Linked DNA regions of Homo sapiens: region 1 is linked to region 2. The links are chromatin loops, found by intact Hi-C in ENCODE. Cell type or tissue: heart left ventricle. All regions are shown on one strand. Each heading gives the region's core, and the rest is flanking DNA. Links, peaks and the distances in the headings are about the cores only.

Region 1 (5,387 bases), core at 332-5,331, 75 kb after region 2:
CGGGCCTATTTTCTATCTTGCCCTTCTCTCCCCTTAGGGCATAATCGCTAATGTTGCTCTCAGCCTATTCTGTCTAGTTTATTATGTGTAATTTATTTCTGAATCCCAGCCTCTGCTTGTTCGTCTGTGTGTAACAAGGTTAATGCCTTGTAATGATGCTTTTGCCAGTTCTGCCTTTCATGACAAAATCCGATCTTGATTTCGCTCTAAACCTTGTCTCCCCTTTGGGCTTTCTTGGTTCCCTCAGAGTTGTCACTCTGCTTCTCCTTCCTGCCGTGTCTAAGCATAACGTCACGCCTACACGTTTGCCGGCTCTAAGAGGGAAACTTTTCTCAGTTGGAGGAGAAAGCTACCTTGGCTCAAGCGATGTTTGGGCTGAAAGAGAGAAAGAGCTTTGGGCCTGATATAGCAAACTGGGACCAAAGCTCCTGAGGTGTGTGTGTGTTTGTGTGTGTACGTGTGTGTGTGTGTGTGTGTGTGTGTGTGTGTGTGTGTGTGTGTGCAGGGAGTCATGGGCATATCATGAGGAAAACAATTAGACTTCTTTGCAGCTGCTTCATATGATTTTTCATGGACAATAAATACTCTCCCATTGTGCCCTGCACAACTGCAGGGGGTGCCAGTCATGCATTCCAGGGTGTGAAAGGCACCCTCTAGAGCTGAGCCACAGCTTGGCCCTGCCCCTACCATGTGAAAGATGGCCCGGCTCATCGAGGCAGGGTGCTCACAGCCATGCTCCAGCTTTTGCGGCATCATCGGGAGGGAATGGGCACAAAACTGGGGCCTCCAATGTTGAGCACCAAGCAAGAGTCAAGTGTTTTACCCCCAAGGTGCTAAAAGGATTCCTGTATGTTGATTTTACCTTACCAGGTGGGAGGAAATACCAACTGGGTACCTATCAATTTCTTGTACATGACAAAATGCCTTTCTTGGGCAGTTAATTTTATATTCTGTTCCCTTTGGGATCCCTTTGTTTTGAAGCAGTTTCATCATTTTCTGTTACTTCCCAAGGGGCCCACTTGCCATTAGGAAACCCCTGAAGGAGCCCTGCACCCAAGTTCTGGCCCCTGCTCTGTGCCTTATAGACTGCTTGATTCCAGCAAGTTAAGTCTCCTGAACCTCAGTGACTGTATCTGTAAAATGGACCTAATAATACCACATGCCCTGCCTCTCAGTGTTGTTGTGAGGTCCAGATGAAATCATGTGTTTGAAAATAATTAGATTACTTTTATTCAGCTAAGGAGATGGAAAGGACAACTATTTGCCCAAGTCGGACAGTGATTTTATTAGCTAGGAAGGCTCGGGTTGCTTTTCTCCATTCTAGTGTATACAGTGTTGACCGGGATCTGACTAAGTTATGGCAGCTCTCTGATCGTCTGAAGGAAGAATTTACACTGGGGACTCAAATGACCAAAAGGAGAGGTTCAAAGTGTGCTTAGGGACACAGCTGGGCAGCCTCTAGACCAGAAAACATCACTGGTGTGCAGCACAGCCGTGGGAAGCATGCAAGGTGGTGAAGCTTGTATTTCACCTCCTTCTACCCTCTCCCCTCCCTCGACGGGCCCCAGTGTTCCCAGCCACCCAGGCCAACCCACCAGCAAAGTCCCACTCTCCAAGATTCATCCTTCCTTCTTCCCGCTTTATGTCCCTTCCCCACCCCCACAACCTCCTTCTCCTCCCTATGGCTAATTTCAGTCAATTACTTATAAAAAGACGACCTGACTCAAATAATTTACAAAAGTATATGAATGGCAGATAGCGTGAAACTGCATTTTCCTAGATTCTTTTTTTTATTATTATTATTTTGAGACAGAGTCTCACTGTGTCGCCCAGGCTGGAGTGTAGTGGCACGATCTCGGCTCACGGCAACCTCTGACTCCCGGGTTCAAGCGATTCTCCTGCCTCAGCCTCCGGAGTAGCTACAGGTGCCTGCCACCATGCCTGGCTAATTATTGTATTTTTAGTAGAGATGGGGTTTCACTATGTTGGCTAGGCTGGTCTTGAACTCCTGACCTCATGATCCGCCCACCTTAGCTTCCCAAAGTGCTGGCATTACAGGTGTGAGCCACCGCACCTGGCCCTAGGTTCTCAGAATTGAAAGAGACTCAGTCCACCAGTGCTTGTCCAGGAGGAAACAACTGGCATTCTACATGGGATGGCTCCTCATTATGGGAGCTGTCCTGTGTGATGCGGGACTTCTAGCATTCCTGACTCCTGTCCACAAAGCAGTGCCCTCTATTATGTTGACTACTGTGAAAGTCTCTCCCCAACATTTCTCAACATCCCCTAAGTAAATGTCATTATCCCCTGTTAAGAACCACTGAAATCTGTGACATGGTTTCAGAGGTGCTGACAAATGGTTATCTAGACTTTTCTTCCCTCTGGTCCTGCTACCCATCATGGTCAACAGCACCACTAATCACCCTCAACTCTTCTCTTTCTGTCACTCCCCACATCCAATACATTAAAAATCTCAGTCGAATTTCCCAATAATCTCAAATTCACCTTCTCTATCTCTACAGGCTCTATTCAGCCCAAGTGCCCATTCATTCCCCTCCCGATCTAGTGCAAGAGTCTCTTGGTGTCTCCCTTTTAACTTTCAATTTATTCTCTGTCCAGTAGCCAAAGTGATCTTTTAAAACATGAAACAGGTCCTGTTACTCCCTTGACTAAAATTCTCCAATGGCTTCCCATCACAATGCTGAGAATTGAATCCATATGCCTCCCCAGACTCTCCCTGAGCTGATCCCTGATGACGTCTTCACACCCATTCCTTGCCATTCTTCTCCTCCTGCACTCTGCTTCTGCTCCCCAAGTCCAGTCACTTTCTTTCAGACTCTGGACACATTACCATCTTTCTGCCTCAGGGCCTTTGCACTTGCTACTTCTTCTAGCCCCACCCCCCTTCACTCCCTTGTAGGCTGGCTCTTTTCAATCTGTCAGGTTTCAAGTTGAATGTCACCTACTCGTGGACACATGACCATAGCTCTTCCCGTTCCTACCTCAGTTTTTATTCTGAATCACAGCACTCCATTTATTTCCTTCAAAATACTTATTATAACTATTGTTTTTAAAAACTTACTGTCTCCCAGTAGACTCCATCTTTATAAGACTGACTATCTCCAATAGTATTGTATTCTACACTTCGAATGCAGCATCCACCTCAGCATCTGGCATGGAGTAGGTTGTCAATAAATGCTTATCAAAGGGATAAATAAATACATGGGTCAATGTTTGAATACTTTCAGTCAATATCTCATCAGGCAATTATGATACATTGATAAGTAGGCCTAATCATTACTGAGTTCTTTAATTGAGCCAAGATTCGTCCCTTGTAAATACTGGGCCTTGGTTCTGCCTTGGGGAGCAATAGAAAACCACCCCAGACCTCCCATTACCATGTAAACTGGCCTTCTCTGAATTTCACATCCATAGCTCATTGATAGCTTGTAAGAGACAATTTCTAAGTCTCTCGCCATCTCAGTCCATGAACAGTCAACAGATTCAGTGTACTTAAAATGTGCTTCTAAGAAGTAAACACAGTACTTTAGGTGTGCTCTGACCAAAGCAAATAATAATAGGATTGTCCTTTCCCATGATTCAAATGCATATTTTTAAGAACATGCCCTATCATTGTGTCCTTTCAAATAAAAGTAGCTGATGGTAGCATGGAAGAATAGAAAGAACAAGTGATTTAGAGTAAAAAATATGTGGTTTCAAGTTCAAACTCTATTACTTATGAGCTGTAAGTGTTTAGACAGTCATTTATCCTTTCTGAGCTTTCTCTACCCACCCATCCACTCATCCACCCACCCATCCACTCATCCACCTATTATTTATGGAGCACTTGCTGTTGACCAAGTACTTGATCTGTAAAATACAGATGGGAACAAACTCCCTATTGTCAAAATAAACCAGTCAAATGAGTTTTGAAATAAAATGCTAAACTTTGCATTTCATGTCATTGGTTTCTGAAACACTTGGTAACTGAAATGAATGGTTAGAGTGGGGCTCCACTGATATCCACAGTTCATGAACAGAATTCAGGGAATCCATGAAACTGGATGAAAAAAAAAAATCTTTATTCCAGGGAGCTCTAACTGGAACTTAGCATTTCCTTTAATCATGGATTCAGGCCACAGCAGTATTTACTGAACCTGTGACTTTGTCACCAAAAGAAATCAGATATTTTCATATTATTTGATAGTTGTTGCAGATATCTCAAAGTATCATTTATGCTCATCTCTACTTTGAAATTATGGTAGTTACTGCCTCTATATCTTGCTATTGAATGTGTTAAGATACATTACTATACCTTTAATTGAAAAAACATTTTGATAGATCGATATATTAATATATTACATCTATTTTGCAATCCAATGTTTTCATTTCATGCATTAAAAAACATTATTCTGTCAGGGGGTCTACAGGCTGCATTAGAGGTCTACAGCACAAGAGCTCTGCAGGGTTATGAAGAAACATATTGCTAAGTGCGGGGGCTGACACTAGGTTACACCTACAGCCACCAGCTGCTCTAGGCTATTCCCCCCTCTATTGCCTCAGAGAAGCAAGGCTTTGCACTCGGAATCCAATTTTTAAAAGGGGTCAATGATAGAGAAAGGAGCCTCAGGAGAAGACCAAGGGGCGATGATCAGGAACAGCTGGTGTGTTAGGTAACACGCTTCCTCAGTCAGGTTGCGGGGAGACAGGGGATGACAAGGAATCCTGGCTAATTGGGAAGGGAGTCAAAAGGAAATACACTTCCCTGTTGCTGCCCAGCTTTTACTTTTCCTCAAAACAGAGCCCCAGTGTCAACTCCTCTTGGACGCACTCATCTCACCATGCTATAATCACTATCTTCTCCACCAGATGAAGAGTACCTTTTTTCCAGTTCTAGAAACACTTACTGAGGGCTCACTCACCATGTGTTAGCCAACCTGATAGATGCCTGGGAAAGAAAGATGAGCCAGACCTGGCTACTCCCCTCAGTGCACATATAGCCCAAACAGGGATGTGTGGGGCCTGACACAGGGCCTGGCACACTCTAAGGTTTATAGAGTGGATCCCCAACTCCTAACTTCATTGCCAACTCCCTACTTAGCAACTCTTCCTGTCTTCCTGTATGTCCCAAGGCATCTAAAAATCAACAAAAATTAAACTCATCCTCTAATTGGTCCTCCACGTCTTAAAAACCTATTTCACTTCACCCCTCCTCTCCATCCTCATTGCTGCAACCTCAGTTCAGCTCTTCAACGTCCCTCAGTTGAATGATTGCAATAAACAAAATCCATCTGTTTCTCTCCATATTTGTCACCACTGCTCGTGGCCAAGGTGACATTATTTCTTGTCTGGACTACTGCAAGAGCCTCCTGCAGGTTTTCCTTCTT
Region 2 (5,387 bases), core at 113-5,112:
CTAATAGAAAGCAGAACATGAACTGGGGGTTACATTATGTTAAGAATTGTGGATAATTCTGTTGAGTATCATAATGGCACTATGGCTTATCTGTTAGAGAGGTACTGAAGTATTTAGCAGTGAAGGATATGGTGTTTGGTTCTTATCATGCCCCCCCAAAAATCCCAGATAAGATAGATGAAGCAAGATTGGCAAAATGTTGATAGGCTTTGAAACCGGGAATGGCTACAGAGAGGTTCATTACACTCATCTCTCTTGTATTATGTTTGAGTTTCCATAATAAAAAGCTTAAGAAAAAAAGCCCTAGTCAAGCACTGAGAGGGTAAAACACAGCACCAGACAGAGATGGAAATTCTGCTGTTCAAAGGGGGCCTAAACCAAGAGCCCAGGCATCTCAGAATCAATCAGCATTGGGGCCAACATGCTCCCTAAGGAGTATCCAGGCTGGGACTTAGCTGGGGCTGTCCAGGGTGCTCCTGATGTCCAACAGCTGATGCTTGGCGCCCTTTCAGAGTCAGAGCGAAGCTTTCTCCGACATTCCCGCTGTCACCTGCAGCTTCCTCTGTGTGTCTACAATGATCCTCTAAAGCACAAATCATTAAGCCTGGGTTGTGTCTGAATAATGCTCAGTATAACCGTGCTACATGAGAATCTGTTATTACTACTTAAAGGCCATGTGCATGATGATTAACTTTAATGCTATCACTAACCCTTTAGGATAAGGCAAATTCAAAAACATCTGAGTCAGTTTGTACTTACGCCACCTCAGACGCACATTTTCAGGTTTATATTCAGAGCAAAGCTCTAGGAAATTTATCATAAAGTGGTTGAACATTAAAATTCAAACTTGTTTATAAATTTCAGAAGAAGAGAGGTGAAAATGTAGGTCATTCCACTACTAGTATTTTTCTCTTTAAAATAATTACCCATTTTAAAAGTACCATATTAAAAGAGCTTGGGATTACAGCCTGGGCTCAGGTATAGGATTAACTGAGTATTATGTTGACTGCTTGTGAACTTGGCTTCACCACACAGATGTGGTTACTGAAATGCGACATGCAGAAAGGTCTCCTAGTCATTTAATTTAATAACTGCAGTATCTCAAGACACATTCGGAATTAAAATGAGAACATAAAGAGTCAGAAACAGGGTAATGCTCCGAAAAACTACTTATTTTCCATGAAGTTGATTGCCTTTCAGTGAATACACAGGTGTCTAACTTCACAGATTTCGCTACATAAAATGAAAGATTTTTGCAATAAGGTATTTAGCCAGGATAAACAGCACAAAAAAACCTATGTTGCATAGATACAGCCTCTAATGTGTGCTTGATAATTCTGGCAAATAGCAGAACACAGGCAAGCCACCAATGAGCAGCTTTTCTCATCAAGATCACAGATATTCCAAATTTACTGCTATGAGGGGAAGGGCATGGCAGTGATGTGCAGAAAATGAATTAAAGAAGAAAATTCAGTAAATAAGCATAGCAGATTAGAATGCTGTACAAATCTGTTTTAGTAGTTAAAAATCAAAACATCACGCTTCAGCAGATTGTCTTAAATGCATTTCCATGATGAAAATAAGCTTAGTATTATACTCTATGTAGACTGTAACATCTTTTACTTCAAATTAGCCCAAACTTATATGAGTTAACAAGCAGAAAACTCAAATAATCTGTTGTGTTATTTAATAACTGCAGTTATCACATCACTTTTTTTTTTTCGAAGGGGGAGTAACCATTTGCACAAGGACATCGGTAGAAATTGAAAAGTCTTTCTCCAAGTTTCACCGATGTGATGAGTTTGGGAAAGAAGTGACAGAAATAATAATGTTCAAGAGATACATTGACCAGATATTTATGTTGGGGTGTTCTTTTTTACTACCATTATATGTAGTAGTAATTTAATTTTTGGAGGCTGAAACCAAACCAGTAAAGAGAAGGCTACAAAGAATAAAATGTCCACATAAAATGGATCCAAGAGGTTTTGTTTTTTCAACTTTGGGTGGCACACTGGAAGAGCTGCTCCAAAAAATTCCTCATCAAATTTCAAGGTACTCAACTATTTTTCCAAGTGCATCACCTAAAGAATGATGTTTGCTACTCCATATACTTGATTTTGTTACTGAAAATGAATCAAGACCCCAAACAGGCAACATCCTGAAATGACTATATACTGAGATTTTTGGGGAATAACACAGAACAGATTCTCTCACAATGAACTTCAGATCTGTTGTGAAAATTATTTTACGTGTTGGAATTATATTATGTCAAATACTCTGACTAATTGGCCTGCTTTGGGGCATGGCAATAATTTGACTATATTAAGGTTATAATCACACTGATATTCCTTTGGCACAGGTTTGAGCGTTACGTTACCGAGGATAAATTATTAGTATTTCGACTCACACATCCTTATCACAGGTACTGGTTCCTTTCAGGATCATTGTGATGTTCGATGCCCGGGTAAAGTTTGCTCCCGTTACTATCACGTTGCTTTTCCCTAATGTCGATACTTTCTGTGGCTCAATGGACTTAATGTAGAAGACCTATTGGAAAGAAAAGATTAAAACAGGAGATCAAAGCTAAGAAATGGCATCGCTCCAAAAAAATCTGTTTATACGCTGCAGTTCGAAGAAATCACTGGGAAATTACAACATTTTGCGAACACAAGCAGACAGTGTTTAATGAAATCAATGAATTCAAGGAAGAGGGCTGCAGATTCATGTCTCTCAACATGTGACAGCATGAGGTCAAACCAATTAGTCTTTGTCTCACAAGACAGTTGAAAATACAGTTGAAAAGTCTGATATTCTGTCTGAAGAGTGAGGTATCACTAGAGTTTTGAAAATGTTTACTGCCTTACAGCCTCTGGAGGCTCACAATGTAAGCAAAATCAAGGAAAAGAAAGAGAGTCCATTGACCGTAGGCCAATGACAGACTCATCGTTAAGTTGAAATAAATGTCATTCCAGATAAATTCAGTTCCCAAGAAAGCAGTCATATTTTTGTTACAGTGAGGCTATTTGAATCCAGGAGGATACTGCAGGGGGAAAAACCTCAAGAAATCAACCTGTTCAGTCACCTACTATCAAGTAGTTGGATGTCTAAACCACTGTGGCCAACCAAGGTTTGTAGATACCACAACCTCCTTCTTGCTACCCAGTTTCAATAGACTTTATCAGGCCTAAGGTCAAGAACATGTCCCTTGGAGTCCCTTGCTACCTAGCTTCATACCATATAGGTGAATGCCACCTTACTTCTCCATTTGTGATATCTAATCAAATTCTCCCTTTAAAAAAAAAGCCCTTTATTTGATAGCAAGAATCATTTTCCCTTTTCAAGATAAAACAATCCTGAGTTCTTTCACTTTTATGTTACAGATGCTACTGTCTATCATTCTGATAATTTCACTGTTCTTTTGTAGACCATTTTCAGCAAGTCTGTATTCTTCTATAATACGGTGACCAAAACAGGACATAAGATTCTAAGATTCTACCCAATATAAAGTCCAGCAGAACTTCAGCAAGAGTGAACATCATACTCACACTCTTTTTTCCCCTATATCCTCTACCATCGCAGAATATACTCAGTCTTGATATTTGAAAATGACCCCAAAGTCCAGAGATGCTTAATCACATGACGTTTGGTGAAATTCTAAATGCTGAGTGCATCCACTTGGAGGACCGAGTCCAGGAAGAAGCCCCTGAGCCACTGGGAGAACTCCGTGATGTCCAACACCTGCCTAACACCTGCTTCTTGAAGCAATTGAGTATCCTCTGCTCCTTTGTACATGGAACACTCATTGGGGTGGCATTGCTGGGCTACAGGGGCTGCCCATCCTGCTCAAACAGACATTTTCTCATTCTGCTCCCCAGCACACACAGGTGCTACACGGCACAGTCGTCCCCATCACTCATCAGCGCTTTGGACTGGTTTTGCAGATTGAGGTAAATTCATTGTTAATGTCATCACAGCAATGATGTAACATGACACAGAATTGATTTTGGTAGCAGAATTTATTTTAATCACTTTGTGAAGGACGTTAGCCCTGTATTAATAGAATCACTAAGGGCCTGAAAGGGTCACTTTAATTATTCTGTTATACTTGACTGCATTTTATGGGGGAAATTATCTGCTAGAGTGGTACTTGGAATGGGGGGATTAGCAAAGCCTTCAAGATAAATCTCTTGCAAATGTCAAGTGTGTGTTATATAGCAAAAGGCTTACTCTTCGCTCTTACGTGGTGACAGCTAAGAGAACAAGTGTTTATTGAGCACCTACAGGGTCCTTAGGCCAGATATTGTGGGGGACACATGATCTATGTGTGCACTAGATCAGGAGTTGGCAAACTATAGTCTGTGGGCCAGATCCTGCCCGCTACCTGCTTTTGTATGGGCCATGACAAAATGTCAAAAGAAGAATAATATTTCATGACATATAAAAACACATGAAATTCAAATTTCAGCACCCATAAATATTCGTCTGGGTAGTGTCTCTGGCTGCTGTTGCACTGCAGCAGTCGAGTGGAGTAGCTGCAGCAGAGACCATACGGCCCGCAAAGCCTAAAATATTTACTGTCTTGGCTCTTTGTAGAAAACATTTGCCGACCTCTGCTCTAGAGGAGTCCACTGTCTTCTTAGGGGAGCAAGATAGAATTTTTTTTCTTTTTTTATGTAAACCTCATTGCAGACTCACGTTTACATCCAAGTCAACTATGATTCCCAGGTTTCTTTTCTTTCTAGATAGTCCTTCCTGCTTCTTATATTTATACTGTTGATGTCTGCTCAAGCAAAATTTTCAAACATGCCAAGTAAATGCTTCTTCTCCATTCTCTGCAGAGGATAAAGAGAGCCTTACAACTAATGTAAAAAAGATTTTTTAAGGAAGTTATATTTTGCTCCTTAAATGGCTCTACGAACACCATCAGAGGACTTGCCACATCATCTTATTAACTTTTTATTTCCCTGAGTGGAGACCGCCTTGCTACTTCAAAAACATTTTAAACCCCTATTGTTTAGAGAGGGTTCTCTTGGCCATCTAGGATGGAATCCAGCCCTGGCCTGTCTTGTGAAAGTGGGTGCTTCAGTCTGCTTTTAAACAGACTCAGATTAGTTGTCTTTTGTTTGCTGGTGGAACCTCTTCTAATCTTAATAAATGGGTTAAAGAGCTACCAAGAGGACCCTCCTAAATAAATAGTGCAGGTATAAAACAACATTTTTAAAACAAAATGTAGAGTCAGCTCCATGGCTGCCCTGTATGGTTGCAACAATTCTTAGAAATACATTCTTTCTTTTTACCAATAAAGATTTTGAAAAATCCAGTACAGACAAAAGAGCAAAGAATCATTTCCCCATAAAGGTTCTACACATTCAATATTTTAGATCAAT

What was found. A loop is a pair of places that touch in the nucleus more often than their neighbours do. Peaks named below come from ENCODE experiments on the same cell type or tissue, not always from the same donor. Only the 100,000 strongest peaks of a DNase experiment are listed, where the experiment ranks them.
Region 1: a loop joins it to region 2, with 2.4 times the contacts of the local background. A loop is called at or near these places in 6 of 110 quality-filtered maps.

What each region holds. Positions count from the first base shown.
Region 1 is chr12:94,159,777-94,165,163 of GRCh38, reverse strand. All of the region lies in intron 1 of PLXNC1 (plexin C1), which reads right to left. Among named protein-coding and RNA genes, the nearest start is that of PLXNC1, 14 kb to the right of the region's middle. In heart left ventricle, for the core only: no CTCF peak of the experiment used is centred there; no DNase peak of the experiment used is centred there.
Region 2 is chr12:94,234,824-94,240,210 of GRCh38, reverse strand. PLXNC1 (plexin C1) reads right to left here. Exons shown (of 31, transcript NM_005761.3): 10 at 2,408-2,547. It overlaps LOC124902987 (a long non-coding RNA gene), which reads left to right and starts at 2,408. Exons shown (of 2, transcript XR_007063410.1): 1 at 2,408-3,127; 2 at 3,425-5,387. In heart left ventricle, for the core only: no CTCF peak of the experiment used is centred there; no DNase peak of the experiment used is centred there.